Regions from separate parts of the Homo sapiens genome. Here region 2 is linked to region 1. The links are chromatin loops, found by intact Hi-C in ENCODE. Cell type or tissue: gastrocnemius medialis. All regions are shown on one strand.

What was found. A loop is a pair of places that touch in the nucleus more often than their neighbours do. Peaks named below come from ENCODE experiments on the same cell type or tissue, not always from the same donor. Only the 100,000 strongest peaks of a DNase experiment are listed, where the experiment ranks them.
Region 2: a loop joins it to region 1, with 3 times the contacts of the local background. A loop is called at or near these places in 2 of 110 quality-filtered maps.

The regions. Positions count from the first base shown.
Region 1 is chr1:207,809,381-207,814,380 of GRCh38, forward strand. All of the region lies in intron 4 of MIR29B2CHG (MIR29B2 and MIR29C host gene), which reads right to left. Among named protein-coding and RNA genes, the nearest start is that of MIR29B2, 9.4 kb to the left of the region's middle. In gastrocnemius medialis, a CTCF peak has its summit at 2,668 (motif pointing right); DNase peaks (open chromatin) are centred at 1,671, 2,781, 3,661, 4,601 and 3 weaker places; H3K4me3 peaks cover 3,867 bases; H3K27ac peaks cover 5,000 bases.
Region 2 is chr1:206,697,453-206,702,452 of GRCh38, forward strand. All of the region lies in intron 1 of MAPKAPK2 (MAPK activated protein kinase 2), which reads left to right. Among named protein-coding and RNA genes, the nearest start is that of MAPKAPK2, 15 kb to the left of the region's middle. In gastrocnemius medialis, no CTCF peak of the experiment used is centred here; DNase peaks (open chromatin) are centred at 1,899, 2,369 and 3,439; H3K4me3 peaks cover 500 bases; H3K27ac peaks cover 5,000 bases.

The DNA.
Region 1 (5,000 bases):
TGCCTGCTCTAGATCCTGGCACCCAAACCTCATGCTGTTCCAGGGACTGTCTCAAAGTGCCACAGACTTGGGACTGGGAGGATCCTGTGGAGGACACCGAGTCTCCTACCTCAAATAAAGAGGCTTCATCTTTCCTCAGGAACCCTCAGCAGAGGTGATGCACAGTTCTCCCAGAAGTCTAGCCCAAATCACTCTCCTTGCTGCAAGTTCTGCCCACTCTCTTTTCCATCCTTCAAGTGGACAGAATGAACTGGATCCAACATGACAAATCTTCACACATGAAGCTACAGAAGGCTTTATCCACTAAAACAATTCCGCTGTGGATTCCCCATCACAGGGTTTCAGTATGAGCCAAGGATGCATTCAGGAAATACCAAAGGACAGACATTTAGAGACACATATGCATGCTGCCCCTGTCCAACCTCAACTGTCCTAAAGGAATACCCCCAGAAAAAGCCTAAACCATCATGGCTAAATCCGCTGTAAATAAAGATAAACCATTATTTCCTCCTTCATACAAGTTCTGGGTCTATTTAAACAAAGGTCACTCAAGAGGGCTAACTGGCCAAGAAGTCCTGCTGTCCAATACTCTGCCTTACCAGCCCTTATAAAGAGTGGGGGATTATGCTCTGCCTTTAAGGAAAACTGACACCCACGAGTTCTCTTACCCACCTTTCTCTCTGTGGGTAAGCCCTACTTTTTCAAGTCAATCATGAAGCAGACACTCAGAACTAAAGCCAGTGTTTCTAGTCCCTTACTTTACATTGTACATTAGCCAAGGCTTCCAGCAGGCGCTGTACATTAGCCAGCAAACAGGTAGCATACACACAACATGCATGCTGGGCAAGGCTCAGGGCATCTCTTACAAATGTGTTGGAAAAATTTCAAAAACCCTACACTGGGCCTCATCTCTAAGTGAGCTGCACTCAGCAGAAGCATGCCTGTGTGCATAGGCATGAGGTGCCATACAGATGTGTCACAGTGGTTTGATGCATCACATATTCCAGAAGCTTCCAAATACAGGAAACCTCTCCAAGAACACATGGTGAGTGGCTGGCTTCCCAGCCAAAAAGTGCAAGCCAGTTCTCACAAGAGCTCCAAGAAGTCTGAAGAATCAGAGAGTTGGAGAACCTGGACATGCTGAGGTTCCGTTTCCCATTCAACACATAGAAAAGGCATCTCTAGGCCCTCTAAGGCCTTCAGAAATTAAGGAAACTGCCAAAGACTCCACTCCCCTACTCCTGTCCCTGCCCCACTAGTCAGAACCCAGAGAAATAACAGCTGAAGTCAGAGGACCTAGATGGGAGACCCACGAGAAGCGGCTACAAGCAGTCAGATCTTGGCAGGATTGACTCTCAGGTTCAGTTTTACCAACGACAAGGATAAGACCACCTACCCTCTCAGGGTTGTGTGAGGACCAAATGAGCCAGCAAGTATGAAAAGAACTATGTGAGCTGATACGATGGTTATTACTCCATTCCTCTCCTGCCTGAGTCCTAGCCCAGATCGCTGTTTGCTATTCCATACTGGCAGTGGGGTGGCACTCAGCTATTATTAATCCCAGGTAAACATCCCACAAAGCGGCAAGCAGATAGTGTCTTGGAGAAAGGTAGCTATTTTAAAACTCTACATTCTGCTTAGCAGATTGCACAATGTGCCCCCTCAGCCCCAGGGGCTCCTACCCACACAGCCTTGCAGAAGTGGTGTACGTCTGGGACTAACGCTGCCATGGAGAAGCTAGGCCAGAGTCCCAGCCACTCCTAGCCCCCATCTGGCTGGGCCTGGGACCTTCGGCTTTCCTGCATGTGTTTTATTTTGCTATCTTTTTAAGAGTGACTCAAGACTAAAAAGCCAAAATGGAACCAGTGGCTCTGAGATATTTTTGTTTATTTTTTATTTTTTTCATTGTTATTTTTTAAAATTAAATTTAATTTTTTAGTCGAGGGCCTCAAAAAATACATGAAAAGAGAAGGCTAAATATAAAGGAAAACTTCCTGACAGCAAGGGGCACAGACCCTCCCTCAAACCACAGCTGCATTCTCTCTCCAGGGTTTAGGGCCAGACAGGACGGAGCATCTTTCCTAGAGCAGGGTCCCTTGGGTCAGCCCCTTGCAGGACAGCAGGCACCCCCAGCAGCTCCCACATAAACCCATCTCCAACAAGCCTCCCGGGGGAAGCGCGTAGCCATGTCCCCTACCACCCGGTGGATCCTCATCAACACCTTCACGAAACCTCCAGCCCTCTGCTTCCACTTCTGGGAGGTCTTTAAAAACTACCTCCTCCCACCCACCCACCCTAATTCCAACAGTACCACTTCAGCCGCTCTGAGACAGGTCATCAAGATCCCTCCCCTTCTCTTGTGGAAACCTGGGCCTAGTTTTCCTCATCTTGAATTACTGGCTAAGGAACATCTCCATGAACATTCAGGGAGGCCCCAGGATACAGCTGGAACCTCCAAAGAGATTCTGGTTCCATCCCCTCATTTCATAGATAATGAAACTGGAGCTGAAAGGAGGAAAGTGAGTGAGTTTTTACCAACAAGAGCTAGGACCAGAATCAGGGTCGGCTGACTCAACACAGAGCAACACAAACCCCACTTTCCTGACCCTCCTCCTCCCTGAGCACCCCCAACTACACTACCTCATCCCTGTGCAACTTCAGACCCCTGGCAGCAGATGGCAGTGTGTGCAGTCCGGCGGGTCAGCTGTCCATGATCAGCCAAAGAGCCAACAATCACATGGCCTGACTCCGCAGGTCCGCTGCCTCTTCCACCAAGTAAACAAGTCCCGAGCCCTGGAGCTACATGCGCTGAACACATGACACATGCCTGCCCTGTCCCCAGCACCACCAACCTGCCTCCGCCTCTCAAGACACAGCTCAACCAAGCATCTGGCACAGGTCACTTCTCTATGCCTGGTGCCCATCCCTTCCCTATCGTGAGACGATTAGCTCTGGGAACGGCTCGTTCTGGCAGGACAGGCTGAGTTCAGAACCAGCCTCCTGCAGGAACATTTGACCAATGGCTCGGCAAAGACCTAACCTGCACGTTTCCCTGTGCTGCATGGACAAGTGTGGGGCACAGTGACCAGGCTGAGGAAAGAAGTCAGCTGGTGCCTGGGAGGGTGTGAGGCAGAAGGCCAACAGCAACCATGGCAGACAGGAGAGAACCAGTCTGCCGGAGACCAAAGGCTTGACATCTACTCCACCTTGATCCCTGACTCACGACAAGTTCCTGTAAGCCATGGGGACCTTGGATGGATTTCCCAAGTTATTAGGAAAAAAGAGGGGGTTAGTTTGTGTCAGTCCTAACTCCCTGAAGGAAAGCTCAATTGATGTGGCTTCAGATGGCTGAGGTCCTAAGTCTCTAGAACCCTCTGACCATCATCTGAATTCTCCTCCTTATGTGTGTGGGGGGTCCCCCTTTTCATCCCCACACAATCTCCATATATGTCTACCCTGTACATTTTTAAATTCTTTTTAAAAATCATTATTAGCGGTGTCTCTCCACACTAGAATGTATGCCCCATGAAAGTGGAAAGTTGGCTTTGTCAAGTTCTGTATCTCTAGCGCCTGGCACAGTCCCTGGCACATAGCAGAGGCTCCGTACACAGCAGCAGACGCCATGTACTGGCCTTACTCAGCTCTGCCTGTCCATGGCTACCAAAGGGCATTTGGGTCTGCCCTGCCTCCCCCTAAAGGAATGCGGCACAACCGTCCCCAGTGACTGGAAAGTTCCTTCGGGTGTCTGCCTTTTCACTCTGGTTCACATCAGTCCTCTGAGAATCTTAGTTCACAAAAATGTCTGACTTCAGCCCAAAAGAGTAAAGATAACGTAGAGGCTTTGGAATAAGAAGTGCATGCATTTAAATCTCAACAACCTCACTTACCAAATGCATAACCTTGGGTTAAGTCACTTAATCTGTTTCTTTAACTATAAAAGGGAAGTGATCCCTATGTCATATGGTTGTTCTGAGGATGAAATCAGATAAGGAGAGGAGAGCCCTTTAAAAAGGTCAGTTTCCCTTGGACCAACAACTCTGATGCCCATCTCATACCTTCATGCCTCATTATAGACCCTGATCGGGGCACCATCCTACCTTCAGTACCAGGCACTCAGACGCAAATCCTTCACAGGAGATGCACACATCCATCCTGGGCCATGACAGGCAGCCCTGGCTGAGCACTGGACTTGTCCTCCCACACCCTCCTGGACTTGCTCCTGTGATCTAACCACACATACCACCTCCCCACGTGGCTCTATCTGCCCCCATGTCCCCAGTCCATCCCTGTAGGCTTGACACTATGGTACCAGGCTCCGCACAGGCCATGGGGCCCTGGAGGTGTTCTCTGGCTTTATCAGCCCATGAGCAGCTCTTGTGGAAGGAACCAGCAAGAAAGCAAACTCAGTCCATGCTTTCCTCACAGTCACTCCAAGTCTCAGAAAAGCAAAGCAAAATGAGGGCCTCCCACAGACAGCCGGCTGGTGGGAAAGGGTGGTATCTCTTACATATCTCAGAGGGAGGTAACACGCCCAAAAAAAGTGACCAGCACAAGGTACAGATCCTCTCTAAAGCTGTGGCTGCAGCCTTAGGGACACTCGAGCCAGGGGACAGAGCCAAGATATGCATTAAACAATTCACAGAGCTGACCGGACCAGGATTCAATGGAATAGAGAAGGTACTGACCAATCAGGGCCCCTGGCAGGGCCTCTCCCCCACAACTCCCAGCCAAGCCACACCACCTCAGCTCCAGAGCCACCAACTCTGTTAACCTCTGCTGGATCCCGGATGGAGAGGCCCCATGCTGCCTCCTGACTCCCAGACCTCAGAAATTCAAAGGTCAAGAAAAAAGTGCCAGATATGCTGGCCCCTCTCTCAGGAGATACCAACTGTTCTGCTATCCTCATTGGGAACACACAATGCCCCATGTCATGTGTGTAGAACCCAGGCTGGTGAGCAAGGAGGAAAAGAACCAGATGAGGGACAAAAATAGGAAAATCA
Region 2 (5,000 bases), 1.1 Mb before region 1:
GGTGAGGACCTCAGGAAGCTTTTGCTCATGGGGGAAGTTGAAGGGGGAGCAGGCATGTCACATGTCGAGAAGAGGGAGCATGGGGGTGGGGGAGGCCCTCGACTCTTTTTAACAACCAGATCTTCTATGAACTCAGAGCGAGAACTCACTGCCACAAGGAGGGCACCAAGCCATTCATGAGGGATCTGCCCCCAAGACCCAAACATCTCCCACCGGGCCCCACCTCCAACACTGGGGATCATACTTCAACATGAGATTTGGAGGGGCCAAATATCCAAACTATATCAAGTACCCAGTTGCTGGGACTGAGGTCAAAGGTTTGAACCTCATGGGGCTGCTTAACTCCATGCCACAACAGATTTACACAAGAAAGAGAACCTGACACTAGACTGGAATCTGGGAGACCTGGCTACTAACTCTACCTGTGTGGCCCCAAGCAAGTCCTAGGACCTGTCTGGGCCTCACTCAGTTTCCTCATTGTAAATCAACAGGACTAGACTTGACCTTGAAGGACTCCTGCACCGAAAGCCTTTCATCACTGTTGTTGCATCCGCACTGCTGGGAAAATAACCTGATGCTGGGAAACAAGTGGTCGGCCTGGGTCCCAGGGAGCCTCGGGGACTAAGAGCCATCATCTCTGTCCTCAGTTTCTGCAGGACAGTGTTACTTCACCTTTTTCCTGGCTGCAGTGTTTTTATTCATTCAGCCAATGTTTATAAATGTTTATTGTTCTCCATGCCTGCCTCCTGTCTTCCCTGCTGACTGGCCATCAGGAGGCCCAGATGGCAGGATTAGCTTGGAATGGCAGAACAGTCAAGGGTCATCCTCTTGGGTTTAGACCCCTTTAATACCTCTGCTATATGAGATGAGAAGAATTTAGAACATTGATCCTTCCAGCAGCTTAGACTAGACCCCTGCCTTTCTAAGCAGGATTTGCCTGTGGGTACCTTCTATACCCTTGAGATCCAAAGCAACTTACTACTCAAGAAAATTAATTAGCAATGCCAAGAGTGACTTGTACAGCTCCCCTAAGGATAGCTCAAAACAGCAGATAGACTTTGATACAATATAACAAATTTCTATTATTCAGATCACTGTAGGAAACTTAGCAACTCTGTGAAGGTTTCCCAGATTAATAACAAGTCTTTATTGAGCAGATACTATGTATCAGGCATTGTGTTAGGTGTTTTACTTACATTCTTGTTAATCCTTAAAATAACCCTTTTACTGCAAAGTGAAAGTCCCCATTTTACAGAAGAAACATGTTCATGTACAGAATAATTCCTTAGCAATTATTTATTGAGCACCTACTAAGTGCTAAGCATTATCTTGGGCTCTGGATATACATCAGTATATAAAACAGACAAAAAAGCTATTTGGGGGGTGGGAAGGGGGACCAGGTAGAGGAATAGCAAGTGCAAAGGCAAAAGCCTGAGGCTTATTAATAAGTGTGTCTAACTCTAAAACCTAGGCTCCCTCCAGCTCACAGTATTGCCTCTCTAATGGTCCTTTGTGACTCCATTATAATTGGGTACTTAGATGACCTAGCAATTTTAAGTTTATCCAATATTTATGGGATACTTATTTTGTGCAAATTGCTACGATGAGATGAATAAGTTGTAGGCCCTGCCTTTGGAAACATACAGTTTAGAGGAACGAACACCCGTGTGTATAAAAATGAATGAAAGAGGACTTCCTCTCAAAATCCAGATCTTACCATTTCTTGCATTTTTGTCATTTGACCCTTGTAGGCCAGATGGTGTGGTTCCTCGTTTTGTATCTGAAGGAAGAGTTTCAGGGAGTGGGTGGGGGTAAGTGTCTGGGCACCAGGGTGGCCAATAAAGGATGCAGAGACACATGATGGGCTCTTCAAGGTGGGAGGAAGTAGAGGGTGGGATCACTGCCTGGCATGGGCAGAGGATACTTCATGGACATATACCTGTGACACAGCCAGGGGAGGGTGCAGATGAAAATACGTCCAGTGGGATGGTTTCTAAGGAGAAGTGTGAGGGACTCCACTGGGGCTCCGTATTTTGTCTGGCTGAGGAGGGAGAGATGCTGCCTCTCCAGGAATCTGGTAATAGGCAATGCTTGAGATTGGTGTGAACCAACGCATCACATAGAGCCAGGAGAAGTCACGAAGGAGGCAAGAAAAAGAAATGGCTGGGCTAAAGCTGTGGCAGAGCCCTTTTTATCCTCCTTTGGGCCCTCATATGGCTTCTCTTTTGGTCTGAAGAATCTCATCCTTCTTGAGTTTAGCCTTCTAGGTGAAGGAGTGGGCAGACTGCATGCAGGGAGACAGGGAGGCCGTGTTTGTGTCCTTCAGCTCAGGAGCTGAGAGAACAGAGGTCAGGGCTTGGGATGGAGCTGACCGTTAGTGCAGATGGGAAAGTGAAGCAATGGGTCGGGTCTGTTTGTTCCTGAGCATGTCCTGTGACAAAGGAAGTTGCAACATGTCTGTCTGTCTTTCTCTCTCTTTTTCTTTTCTCCTTTCTTTTCGTTTCTTTCTCTCTCTCTCTCTTCTTTTTTTCTCTTTCTTTCTTCTTCTTACTTTTTTTTTTTTTTTTTTTAAATAAAGAAAGAAGCAGGTAAAACCATCTTCCAGAAAATGCCAGAAAGAATATCTGGTCTGTGATGGGTGGTTCTTGCCCCTCCCGCTGCAATGCTTTTCCTGTGTAGTTTTTCTTTTGTCCTTCCTTTCCCATCCACACTTTCCACTCTCCTTTCCTCTGAGAGGTTGTGTCTCTGCAGCAGGCCAGCTATGTCTCCAAAGGGAAGTAGTCAGTGCTTGGACTGAGGGAACCTTGAGAGAGAATCCTCTCCTTTGTCCTCCAGGTGAGAGAGCTGTTGCATCCACTCACACCTGGAAGGTTGCTGGTCTCCTCTCGCTGGACACTGAGAGCTGTTTAAATTTGACAGGTGGTTCCTGATTCCCACCTGGCATTTTTTGCTGCTGCACAGGTCTGTGTTGTGTCTTAGAAGGCTGAGGGAATACTTACTTCTCAACTCAGATAACCACCTTGTTGGTAGGTTCAGTGTGTGTCTGTGTCAAGGCAGATGCTGGGAAAAAAGGGCCCAGAATGTGAGTGGGAGGTAGAAATCAAGGCTAGAAGACCACACATGTTAATCTGGAGTACTTGGTCAGGTTTGATTTTGGCCTGTGTGCTATAGCTGGGCAAGAAGCCAGTTGTGTTTGGAAATGTACAGATGATCTATTTTCCTGATGAAACCTTTTGAGGTCTGGAATAAACATAGCTTGCTTTCTCTCTTTCCCTCTTTTGAGATTCAATTTCTCTCCCTTGGACTTCTATACCCTAGTAGAGCCAAAAGTTCCAGTACAAACCAGTTTTGAGACTCCAGCATTAGTCAACTAAGGGATGTTGTAGGTCATCCCTGAGAACGAGGGCTGCTTGCTCTGGGGAAGCTGGGAAATGGCACCAGGTGTCAGGCCCTACTGCCCAGGATGGGATGACAGCTGCTGGTGTTAATTACGTTTCTGGGCAGAACAGGGTAAAGTCCTTGGGGGTGAGAGTTTTTGTTTAGGCACTGTGTTCCCTGTACCTGTTGCCTCTGGTACAGCTGCTGCAGAGCCCCTCCTTGCCTGCAGTCTTCTTTGAATTTAATCTCCCTGTGATCCAGTGCATCTCTTCAGACTGGAGGTGAGCCCAGAGGAGTGGTGGAGGGAGTGGGGCCAGAATTTACTTGTTTGCCTGGATCCCACTGAGAATACAGAAGCTCTCTTTCACGAGAAGCTGTGCTGGCCTCTGTGGTACCCACTGGCCATATGTGACTATTAAAATTGAAATTAAGTGTTAATAACATTTAAAATTCAGTTCCTCAGTAGTGCCAGCCACATTTTAAGTGCTCAGTGGTTAGCTAGTGGCCACGGTTTTATGTGGCACAGATAGAGAACATTTTATCATCACAGAATAGTCTCTTAGACAATGCAAGATTCTGAGATAATTTTTCTAATCCTGGTAGACACTTAGCTGGAAGGGGATTTGAGGAAGGGTACAGGGAGAGGTTTTGAAGCCCAGGTGAGAGGGCAAGTAGAAGGTATTCATTTAGAAAAGGATCTTAAAAAGTATTTAGTTTGTAGGGCCAGGTGCAGTGGCTCATACCTATAATCCCAGCAGTTCATGAGGCTGAGGCAGGCAAATTGCTTGAGCCCAGGAGTTCGAGACCAGCCTGAGCAACATGGGGAAACACTGTCTCTACAAAAAATACAAAAATTAGCCTGGCGTGGTGGCGTACACACATGGTTCGATCTACTCAGGAGGCTGAGGTGGGAGGATCACTTGAGCCTGGGAGGCCAAGGCTGCAGAGAGCCGTTATTGCACTGCACTCCAACCTGGGCAACAGAATGAGACCCTGTCTCTAAAAAAAAAAAAAAAAAAAAAAAAAGAGGAGTTCACCTTGTTGAGGACTACATCCTAAGAGATGGTCACCTGGCCCAGTGGCTCCCAAACCAGGATGATTGTTAGACTCACTTGTGGGTAGCATTTCAAGATACAGATTCCTGGGCACCACTCTTTGTGTCTAGTTGAATCCAAGACTCTTCAGAGGAGGTAACCTGGAATGTGCATTTTTAATGTGCTCCCCAAGTGATAATTATCTGGGTTTGGCAACCACCAACCTATCATACCTGTGCTTAAATTCTTCCAATGGTAAGGAGCTTATCCCTTTTCAAGAAAACCTTACCATTAAGGAAAAATTCGCTGTTGTTAAAGTTCTATGTTTTTCGAATCTTGAGATTTGGTTCTTTGAGGTCATGAAATCCTTTGGTGCTCATTGCATCTTTAGAGCCTCGCAGAACCGTCATCTTCATCCTTGCACTCAGTCTTCAGCAGATATTTGAGGGCAGCTGTGGTGTGGTCCCTGCCACTCCAAGTCATGGCATGCGTCAGAGTGCTTGATCTGCCAAGGGCTCTAGGGAGATGCAGAGATGCAACATCATTCCAGGATCCTTCCAATTGTCAGGCCTTGCTGAGAGCCAGAGG